2 separate regions of the Homo sapiens genome follow, and region 2 is linked to region 1. A link is a contact called in ENCODE Hi-C or POLR2A ChIA-PET data. All regions are on one chromosome and are shown on one strand. Each heading gives the region's core, a stretch centred on a gene start or an enhancer-like site at or near the end of the contact. The rest is flanking DNA. Distances are from core to core; before and after follow the strand shown.

Region 1 (4,795 bases), core at 563-3,062:
CTTTGAAATCATTGTCAGCGACTGCAAAACCTGCACTCTTTTTTTTTTTTTTTTGAGACGAAGTCTCACTCTGTCACCCAGGCTGGAGTGCAGTGGGGCAATCTCGGCTCACTGCAACCTCTGCCTCTTGGGTTCAAGCGATTCTCCTGCCTCAGCCTCCCGAGTAGCTGGGATTACAGGCGCCCGCCACCACGCCCGGCTAATTTTTGTATTTTAAGCAGAGACGGAGTTTCACCATGTTGGCCAGGCTGGTCTGGAACTCCTGACCTCAAGGGAACCACTCGCCTCGGCCTCTGAAAGTGCTGGATTACAGGCGTGAGCCACCGCACCAGGTCAAAACTTGCACTCTTCATCACCATGATTCACTACCTCTTAGAAGAAAAAAGTCACAGCAAAATAGATTGCCTCTAGCCTATCACTTCCTCACGGACTACACGGATGCTTTAACCATCAAAGAGATTGTCAAGCCTAAACAGAACTGACTCCCTGTGATATGAAATGGTGCTTTAAAAAACTATCATTCAAAAAGCCTATAAATCTTGTGTTCTTAGCATCCTGCTATGGTCTATAGGGAATGCACGGAAGAATAAGATAACATCATTTTTTCAGCTGGCAGAGGCTTGCAACTCTTTTGGGGAGATAAGATCTAAGAGCATGTTTTATCAAAATATTGTGTAAAGTGCAAGCTGCTACAGAAATACTTTGTGGTGTCATTAACGATACAGACTCTACGCTTATGTAGTGGGCAATCTCTCCAACTAAGGAGCTTCAAACAAAGACCCGTATCTGGACGGGCGCAGTGGCTCACGCCTCTAATCCCAGCATTTTGGGAGACCTAGGGGGGAGGATCACGAGGTCAAGAGATCGAGACCATCCTGGCCAACACGGCGAAATCCCGTCTCTAGTAAAAATAAGAAAATTAGCTGGGCGTGGTGGCGCGCGCCTGTAGTTCTTGCTACTCGGGAGGCTGAGGCAGGAGAATCGCCTGAACCCGGTACGCGGAGGTTGCAGGGAGCCGAGATCGCCCCACTGCACTCCAGCCTGGCAACACAGCGAGACTCCGTCTCAAAGCAAAAGAACAACAAAAAAGACCCCCCAGTATCTAAAATAGCACCCCGAGGAGGGTCAATACGTTTGAATAAATGATGAACATCCAAGAAAATGCAATTCAGCTGGACTCACCTGGATTGCACTCCAGCAGTAGGTGTGGAGGTCTACTTGGTTTTCCCAAATAGATTTGCGCCAGGGTCTCAGCCAATCTCCGATCGGTTACGTAACGCTTAAAGTCTAAGCTGGCCTTAGACGCCTTCCTTGGCGGATTCCTGAAATCCGGTTCGGGCCACAGCTGCGGAGAGGAGTCAGAGAGCCCACAGTGGTTCCTCGCCGGCAAATGCTTTCGCGTCGCCGCTTCAGACCCTAAAATGCAAAAGCGACCAGCGCCCGCCAAGGCGGAGAGCCTCAGCCGCCGAGGAAGCCCGACCACTGGGATCCACATGTCCTTGTCTCTCAGGCCCGCTCCAAGAATCACCTAGTGCAGCTACTACAGTGAACCCCACGCAGGGTATCCCACGTGGAACATTTTCTGGCGTCCGGGCCAGGTCAAGCGGAAGTAAACACTAGAGCCTGCGCATGCGAACAGCGGAGCCTTCCTGCTTTTCTCCCTCACTTCCGCTTCCGCCTCGGCTCAGCCGCCCGAGGATTGTGAGTGGACCGTTGAGGAGAGCGACCGACCATCCGGCTGGTGTCCGGACTCGTACTCTATGGTTGTCCGCGCTCTGCGCTTCCTCTCTAGCCGCCAGTGCTCTATGCTCCGCGGTCGCGGGCCGCCAGCCTCCAGCCGGCCAGCCGCGAGGGGTGCGCAGAGGGAGGCGGGGCGGAAAGGCGAGAGGTGTCTCCTCCACCGGAGCCAGGGGAGACCCGAGCAAGCTCCGTGACAGCACGTCGGCCGCCATGTCGCCGAGTGGGGCTGGAAACAGACCCGGCGCCCAGCGGTAGCCCTCCTTGCGCCTCCGATTCCCAGGTGAGGAGAGGAGGAGCGGGATGCAGGGGACCCGCCGGCTCGCGGCCGGGATGGAAAGCCTTTCGGAAGCCTCTCGCTCCTCCCCCTGCGCTGTCCTCCTCCAGCCGCGCAGCCTCTGCCCTCCGGGTGAGGTGTAGCCCGGTCCCCTTACCTCCTCCGCCTCTCAGGTCGCCTGTTTTCCTCTCCTTTCTCAGCTACTGTGGGTCTCCTATTGCTGCGCGTCGCGCCAATTTCTCCCTCCCTAGGGGACTAGCGCCAGAAGTCGTTCCTCACCCGGCTCCTGGAGGAGCCTGCGGCTTCCACGGTCTCCGTTCCTTTCTGTTGTGTGGCCCACAGCCCGCTCTCCCCACCCTCGTGGATGGTTTTCATTTCCCCCCCACACCTGGTCCCCCCCATCACTACCACTTTGGTTGTCAAGAACCGCGTGGTGTCTCCCTTCCATTCCTCTCTCTGGGCCAATATTTTCCTTAATTTTTTCAGTTTGTGTGTTTAAAAGACTTAAAGTTAAGATTAAAAATGAAGATGTAAAAGCTTACAATTCCTTTCTAAGCTTAAAAAGATTAAGACTTTAGGATGCTTACTGTATTCCTTATGTAAACTTAGTCAAACACATCGTACTGTGGAATGCGATTTAAAAGACCCAATTTTGAAGACTAAAAATAGGATGCTGTAATGGAAATTTTGGCAGTCTTTTTTTTTTTACCTATTGGGCAATGTTAGAAGACACGGTTCTTTGAGAGTGTTTTCCGTGTTTCAGGATCAAACTTAGAGCTTTTACCCATTATCCTTACCACCAAGGCAAGAAACGGCAGCCAATCAACTCCGTGTCTTAGAATACGTACAATCCTTTCTGCTTACTCTACTGAGAGTGTAATTGAGTTTGGCATTTAAATGCACGAGGAAAAGGTTCCTAAGGAATGTATCACCCAGCAAATAGTCTGAAGATTATACTCATCTGATGAAGCTCAAGCGGATAAAGAATTGACAACTAAATATGACCTTTTGTGTATTATAAATTTGTTAGGACATCATAGAAAATATCTCATCAACTGTTGTGCAAACTGTGGGGACTCACTCATTGGTCTTAATTTGCTTAAATTCTTTTTTCGTACAGTTTTCTCACTGACAATTTTCTAGAGGTGACTTTGCATCCTCTGAACCTCTCTCCATTACTGAGCTGCCTCCCCCTCTCCCCTTAAAAAACATTTTCATAGATTCAGAAATACACTTTTTTCCCCCTCCAGGACCTGGAGTCCTAAATATTTTTAAATCAGATAAAATAGAATTATGTCTTCATGGTTCACTCATAGAAATGTGTCGTTGAATTTCTGACTTTTTAAAAAAAACACTGTGGTGGCTGGGTATGGTAGTTCATGCCTGTAATCCCAGCACTTTGGGAGGCCAAGGTGGGAGGATCACTTGCTGCCGGGAGTTCGAAGCCAGACTGGGCAACATAGACTCTGTCTCCTTAAAAAAAAAGAAAGAAAGAAAAAGAGAAAAAGAAAAATAAACACATTGTGGTTAAAAACAAAACAGTTATTTTAAAATGCACTGTCTTATTTCATAATGTTTGTGGACCAAAGTTAGCCTACTGAGTCCTAGAAAAACTGATGTCATTTTTTATTTTGCTTTTGAGTGTTATTATTTTCTCTTGGTTTTGGGAAAGAGAATTACATTATAATATTCCCTTTTTACAGTGTTGATGGTTCACTTGTTTGTAATTGAAGGTACTTGAATAATAAGAGATTTTTGTACATCTTATTTTTTTTCTGAGGTCCCAGGTGCTGAGAATGTTGATTTCACCTTAAAGATGAACTTTATGATCAGGATTTAGACATACTTTATTAGAAAAACTTGATTAGTGTGCAGTATTTCCCATCTTTTTTCTTAAGAAGTGTGGTTTTCTATCCTATGCTGTTTTTGCCTTTTTGAAGTAATTTTGAGATGGAGTCTACTCTGTCGCCTAGGCTGGTGCCATCTCGGTTCACTGCAACCTCCGCTTTTCGGGTTCAAGCAGTTTCTCCTGCTTCAGCCTCCCGAGTAGCTGGGATTACAGGCTCCTGCTACTATGTCCAGCTAATTTTTGTATTTTTAGTAGAGACGGAGTTTCGCCATGTTGGCCAGGGTGGTCTTGACCTCAGGTGATCCTCCGACCTCCACCTCTCAAAGTGCTGGGATTACAGGCGTGAGCCACCACGCCTTTAAAATACTTTTTTTCTTGCTTTTTACATTTAAATATATTTATTTATTTGTGAAGGCGGAGTTTTGCTATGTTGCCCAGGCTGGTCTCAAATTCCTGGCCTCATGCAATCCTCCCACCTCAGCCTCCCAAAACACTGGTATTACAGGCATGAGCCACCACACCCAGCCTCTTTTGGCTTTTAAATGACAACTGTAATTGGGAAATGCCAAGTGATAGTCCTTGCTTGCTGTTAGAATTAAGGCTGTAGGTCTGTAGCAGCAGTCTTCAATAGAAATACAATGCAAGCCATATAAGTAATTTAAAATTTTCTAGTAGTGGTATTAAGAAAGTAAAAAGAAACAGGTAAAATTTTAGTAGTATATTTTATTTAATCTTATATATGTTATTTTAACATGAAATCAATTTTTAAAATGAGATATTTTACATTATTTGATACTAAATCTATAAAATCTGGTATTTTATACTTACAGCACATCTCAGTTTGGAGAAGCCACATTTCAAGTGCTCAACAGTCACATGTAGCTAAATGTTACCTTACTGAGCAGCACAAATGATAGGATGGTCACATGATT
Region 2 (5,232 bases), core at 2,346-4,845, 2.2 Mb before region 1:
TTGGTTATGTTGGTTAGAACTAAGTCACAAAGGTGCTCTGAGCTGTGAGGAAGGACAGAGCCATGAGCATAGAACTAAGAGGATTGGGAACTGGATGTGGCAGTGTGCACTTGTAGTACTAGCTACTCAGGAGGTTGTACCTGGAGTAATAGCTACAGGAGATTGGAGTGGGAAGATTACTTGAGCACTGGAGTTTGAGACCATCCTGGGCAACATAGAGAGACCTTGTCTCAAAAACAAAACAAAACAAAACAAAACAAAAAACCCCGAGACCAAAAAGTGAACAAACAAAACACACACACACACACACACACACACACACACACACACACACACACAAAAGGGAATGGGATCTCCAAACTTGGCTGAGATCAACCATAATCATTCTCTTGGGCTGGGCCGACTGCAACCTGAACAAAATTGTGGTTGTGTTGGCCAGGAAGAAATGAGGGCTGCTCGGTGGAGAGGGGACCTACAGGCTCAGCTCACAGTCTTTCAAACAGGTCCAAACAAGAAGTGATAAGGAACAGAACTAGCAGATGAGTTGAGAACAGCATGGTGAGACTATCAGGAAGCAGAAGTGAAAGTACTTAGTGAGCTACCAGAAGTGAGGGCTGAGGGAGAAGGATTCTTAGGCGATTCCCAAATGTATGACTTGGGTGACTGAGATGTCGGTGATTTAATTAATTGGGGGCGGAGGGTGAGGACTGGGGAAGGCAGGCTAATGAGATGCACAAAATGATCTTATGACTTAGGAGACAATCTTTTGCTTGGGGGATCCTTCAGAGACTTTCCTGTCTCTTGATCTGTTGGGCAAATCAAATAAAGAAAGCAAGTAAAAGCCTTTTCGTATAAGCCTCATATAATGGTAAATGTCTTCATCTCTTAAATAGAAAGCAGCTGGGGTGGCTGCCTGATCTTATTTCCCCAGTGGCTGTGTCTATGTGACCTGACCCCAACAGACAGGGTGTCATGGAAGCCGCGTCATATCAATGGCAGTGCCCAAGGGACCATGAACCCCTGCTTCTGGGATCCCAAGACCTGACCTGGTACTGCCTCCTTGAGGCATGGTGAGTCCCGTCCTTCCTTCAATTCTATAGTCCACTCCAATAAACTGCCTTCCAAGAAGTTAATTTTTTTATCAAGTTAATAGTGATTATTTTTGTAACTTAAAACCAAAAGAACTCTATTTAAGTCCTTGATAAGGTCTTTAAAGGTATACAGTATGCCACAAATTCCCACATGGGGTACTCATGCCAACAGTGTTTCCTTAGAATCTTATCATGAGCAAATGAGAAAAAAATTGACTGTGAGACATTCTACAACTGGCACACACTCTTTAAACCAAGTTATTATCATGAAAAGTAAACAAAAGAATGAGGGGAAATAGATTAGAAGAGGCCAGAGACATAATAACCGAATAGAATGTGATTCGATCATGGGTCACTGAAAATAAGAGAGGAAGAAAAGATACATTTCGAAAAACATTTGTGGGTCATTTACAAAAATTCAAATTTGGACTGTATATGTGATGGTATTATAAAATTAGTGTTACTTTTCTTAGATGAGACAGCCCACTGGGGTTAACAGAAAATGTTCCTATTCTTAGGAAATGCATGCTGAAATATTTAGAATTAACTGTCATGATGTCTACTTTCAAATGGTTCGGAAAAAAATTATATAATGTGAAAATATTAAAAATTGGTGAAACTAGGTTGAAGGTACATGAACGCTTGTTGTATTCTTTCAACTTTTCTGTAAGTTTGAAATTTTCTCAATAAAATATTTGATTATACAATTATAAATGGTCAATTTACAATAAAAAAATCCAGGGGAAAGTGAAAAAAGGTCTGAGGAGAATATCCAATATGCAATTGTCCCAAAGGACAGTTTATGTCAATGAGTCAGAGTGTGACCTCCCAGTCTACATAGCTTTTTGAGGTTTATGGCTGTACTATATAATTATAACTAACATTTGCAAACAACAAAGTGCTGTCACAGACATTCTGCTTGTAATCCCGTTGGGAATGAGCCTCATGTGGTAGGTTTTATTGCCCTGTTTTATAGCCAAGGTGCAGAGCTGCACTTTTGGCCTATGATCGTCTCCACGTCTCCTAGAATTTCCTCACTCCCAGCTGGCCAGTACAGGAATGAGTACCTGGCAGGTTCTCCTTAAACACTATGTATTGTGTGTCTGATAAAGAGACATTTTTAAATTGTCATTGAGAATATTATGTCAGATAGTTCTGCAAAATGTGGCTTTTGTAAATAAAAAAAATGTTTTTTGTTTTGTTTTTTTTTGAGACGGAGTCTCTCTCTGTCGCCCAGGCTGGAGTGCAGTGGCATGATGTTGGCTCACTGCAAGCTCCGCCTTCCGGGTTCACGCCATTCTCCTGCCTCAGCCTCTGGAGTAGCTGGGATTACAGGTGCCCACCACCAAGCCCGGCTAATTTTTTGTATTTTTAGCAGAGACGGGGTTTCACCGTGTTAGCCAGGATGGTCTCGATCTCCTGACCTCATGATCCACCCGCCTTGGCCTCTCAAAGTGCTGGGATTACAGGTGTGAGCCACCATGTCCAGCCAAAAAATTGTTTTTGAGACAGGGTCTCACTATGTTGCCTAGTCTGGTCTCGAACTCCTGGCCTCAATCGATCCTCCTGCCACTTGGCCTCCTGAGTAGCTGGGACTACAGGTGCACGTGACCATGGGTCTAATGGAATAATGGGATGGAATGGCTGACGGAATGCTCTTTAGCCACCATCTTCTTCATTCCCTCCCCTACCCCCAAAGCACATGGTGTACCTGCTCCAGTGTAAACATCGCAACATTTGACCGGAGACAGATGGAAAACGGCAGGGTTGCAGTTCTTTTGAAGGGGGAGGTCCTTTGGCCTTGAGTTGGTCTCTTAGACAGGGTTTCCTGGGCTCCACACTCTGAGATGGAAATTTTCATGAAGCAGTCTGTTGGGAAGTGGTCTATCGGGGCGTGCTTGTGTAGCAACACGTGGAAGGGAGTGAAGAAAACAGGATTTGGCAAAGGGAGAAGCTGAACTATGAGTCACTTACTTCAGATGCGTCAGCCAATGCCACGGAAAGCTCTGAAACTAGAATGGAACTCCAGAGATGTCCCAAATTCAAGCAAGAAGGCTGGACTTTTGTATCCCCGTGTTAATCAATCTTTGGACATGGGCTACCCCAGGAAGGGTGTGTAATCTTGGGTAATGCCAATTCTTGGCACATAAGTGAACTATGATCTAGGAGCAGGCAAAGCTTTCAGCTGGGGAATAGGACCTTGGTCCTCAAGAGGGCCTCCAGAAAGTGCATCGGGCTCTGCGGCAGGGGACTTCCCAGTCTGGGCCAGGACCCAGCCCAAGAGGACGGATTGCTTTTCTTTGTCATATCTCTTGTTCTCTTTTAATCTAGAAGAGTTTCTCAGCCTTCTGGTATCTTTTTTGACTTTATCATTTTTAAAGAGTCCAGGCCAGTTATGCTGTAGAATGTTTGAATTTGTCTAATCTTTCCTTCTGACTGAAATTCAGATTATTTTTCTTTGACTCATCATTTCTTTCCTCTCTTAGTGGGTCAGGCACTTCCCCTGCGGGTCATGTTGCTGCTCCATCTAATTATCGTCTGGCGGCCAGCAGAGGAAATGGTAAATCCTGAAGCGGTGGTGAGACGACCCCTGCATTATCTTCAAGCCGTCAAGCCAGGGAGGAATAATAACCCCGGACAGAGAGGAATCTGAGTTTGCAAGCCGTCAAGTGCATTGACCTCTTTGTCCTCAACCAAATCTGAGGTCACCAATCCTTTCCAAACTCAGCCATGATGTTGGCAGAGCAGATTTGCCAGGTTCTTCTCGGGGGCCCCACTACCCTTATATTTAAATCCTTAGTCTAATTCTCATCTTTTCCTGCCCCCCTGCTGCAGGAAATGAGAGCCCCTCTGTATGCTGCAAAGGGGGAGCCCTGCTTTCACACTTTGCCTAAATTAATGATGATGTTTACCGTCTTACTGCAAAGCATAGATTGTACTCATCAGGAACCAGCCAGTTTCATTACTCTCATAATGACTTCTCCAACCTCTCAAATGCCTGAGAAACTGCACCTGCCAGTTGCTTCCTCCTCCTCCTACTCTGTCCTTTTGTGCTGTAAGTGAAACTTTTTTTTTTTTTTTTTTGAAACGGAGTTTTGCTCTTGTTGCCCAGGCTGGAGTGCAATGGCTCGATCTCGGCTCACTGCAAGCTCTGCCTCCCGGATTCAAGCGATTCTCCTGCCTCAGCCTTCCGAGTAGCTGGGATTACAGGCATGCGCCACCACGCCCGGCTAATTCTGTATTTTTAGTAGAGACGGGGGTTTCACCATGTTGGCCGGGCTGGTCTCGAACTCCCGACCTCAGGTGATCCGCCCGCCTTGACCTCCCAAAGTGCTGGGATTACAGGCGTGAGCCACCACGCCCGGCTTAAGTGAAAGTTTTAACACTTGCTTCCCTACAGAATGCCAGGGGCTAGCCCTACTCCACCTCCCACCGGTAAGGAGGACTTTACTGATAGCCTGCTGGTGTGACCTGCACGTATATATCCAGATGGCCTGAAGTAACTGAAGAATCACAGAGGAAGTGAAATTTAAATGGCCTGTTCCTGCCTTAACTGATGACATTCCACTACAAAAGAAGTGAAAATGGCCGGTCCTTGCCTTAACCGATGACATTACCTTGTGAAATTCCTCCTCCTGGCTCATCCTGGCTCAAAAAGCTCCCCCACGGAGCACCTTGTCACCCCCACTCCTGCCCGCCAGAGAACAACCCCCCTTTGACTGTAATTTTCCTTTACCTACCCAAATCTTATAAAACGGCCTCACCCCTATCTCCCCTTTGCTGACTCTCTTTTCGGACTCAGACGGCCTGCACCCAGCTGATTAAAAAGCTTTATCGCTCACACAAAGCCTGTTTGGTTGTCTCTTCACACGAACGCGAGTGAAACTTTCTTCTTTGTACTTTCTGTTATATTGCCAGGTATGTCTTACGTAAAGAACATGGGGATTTTTTGTTCATTTTTTTTCCTCAGTGAAGAATACTGGTTATTACTCTTAAAACGCCTTTGACGTCAAATAGCTGGATTCAAATCATAGATTCATTACGGCCTCGTTGTGTGACTGTTAGGCAAGTTCCGTAGCTTCTTCTCTTAGCCTTCATTTCAAATAGAAATACTTCATTTTCAAAAGAGAATCTCCTTCCA

What was found. A loop is a pair of places that touch in the nucleus more often than their neighbours do. ChIA-PET counts read pairs that join two places held with the same protein, here RNA polymerase II (POLR2A). Pooled maps may share reads with other maps.
Region 2: a pooled map shows a loop between it and region 1 (4-fold over the local background). The contact joins the enhancer-like site here to the promoter of CNST in region 1. A Hi-C loop is called at or near these places in 1 of 50 pooled maps. POLR2A ChIA-PET finds 5 or more read pairs at or near these places in 2 of 52 experiments (A673 and common myeloid progenitor, CD34-positive).

Annotation. Positions count from the first base shown.
Region 1 is chr1:246,564,644-246,569,438 of GRCh38, forward strand. CNST (consortin, connexin sorting protein) reads left to right here and starts at 1,813. Exons shown (of 11, transcript NM_152609.3): 1 at 1,813-2,020. It overlaps TFB2M (transcription factor B2, mitochondrial), which reads right to left and starts at 1,618. Exons shown (of 8, transcript NM_022366.3): 1 at 1,183-1,618. The coding sequence starts at 1,495. RefSeq lists enhancers at 1,308-1,587, 1,818-1,877, 1,918-2,417.
Region 2 is chr1:244,346,161-244,351,392 of GRCh38, forward strand. No RefSeq gene overlaps it. Among named protein-coding and RNA genes, the nearest start is that of SPMIP3, 3.9 kb to the right of the region's middle. RefSeq lists an enhancer at 4,425-4,484. Within about 2 kb of position 3,596, at least 5 of the 41 ENCODE cell types and tissues checked have a DNase peak (open chromatin) inside an H3K27ac peak, as active enhancers do.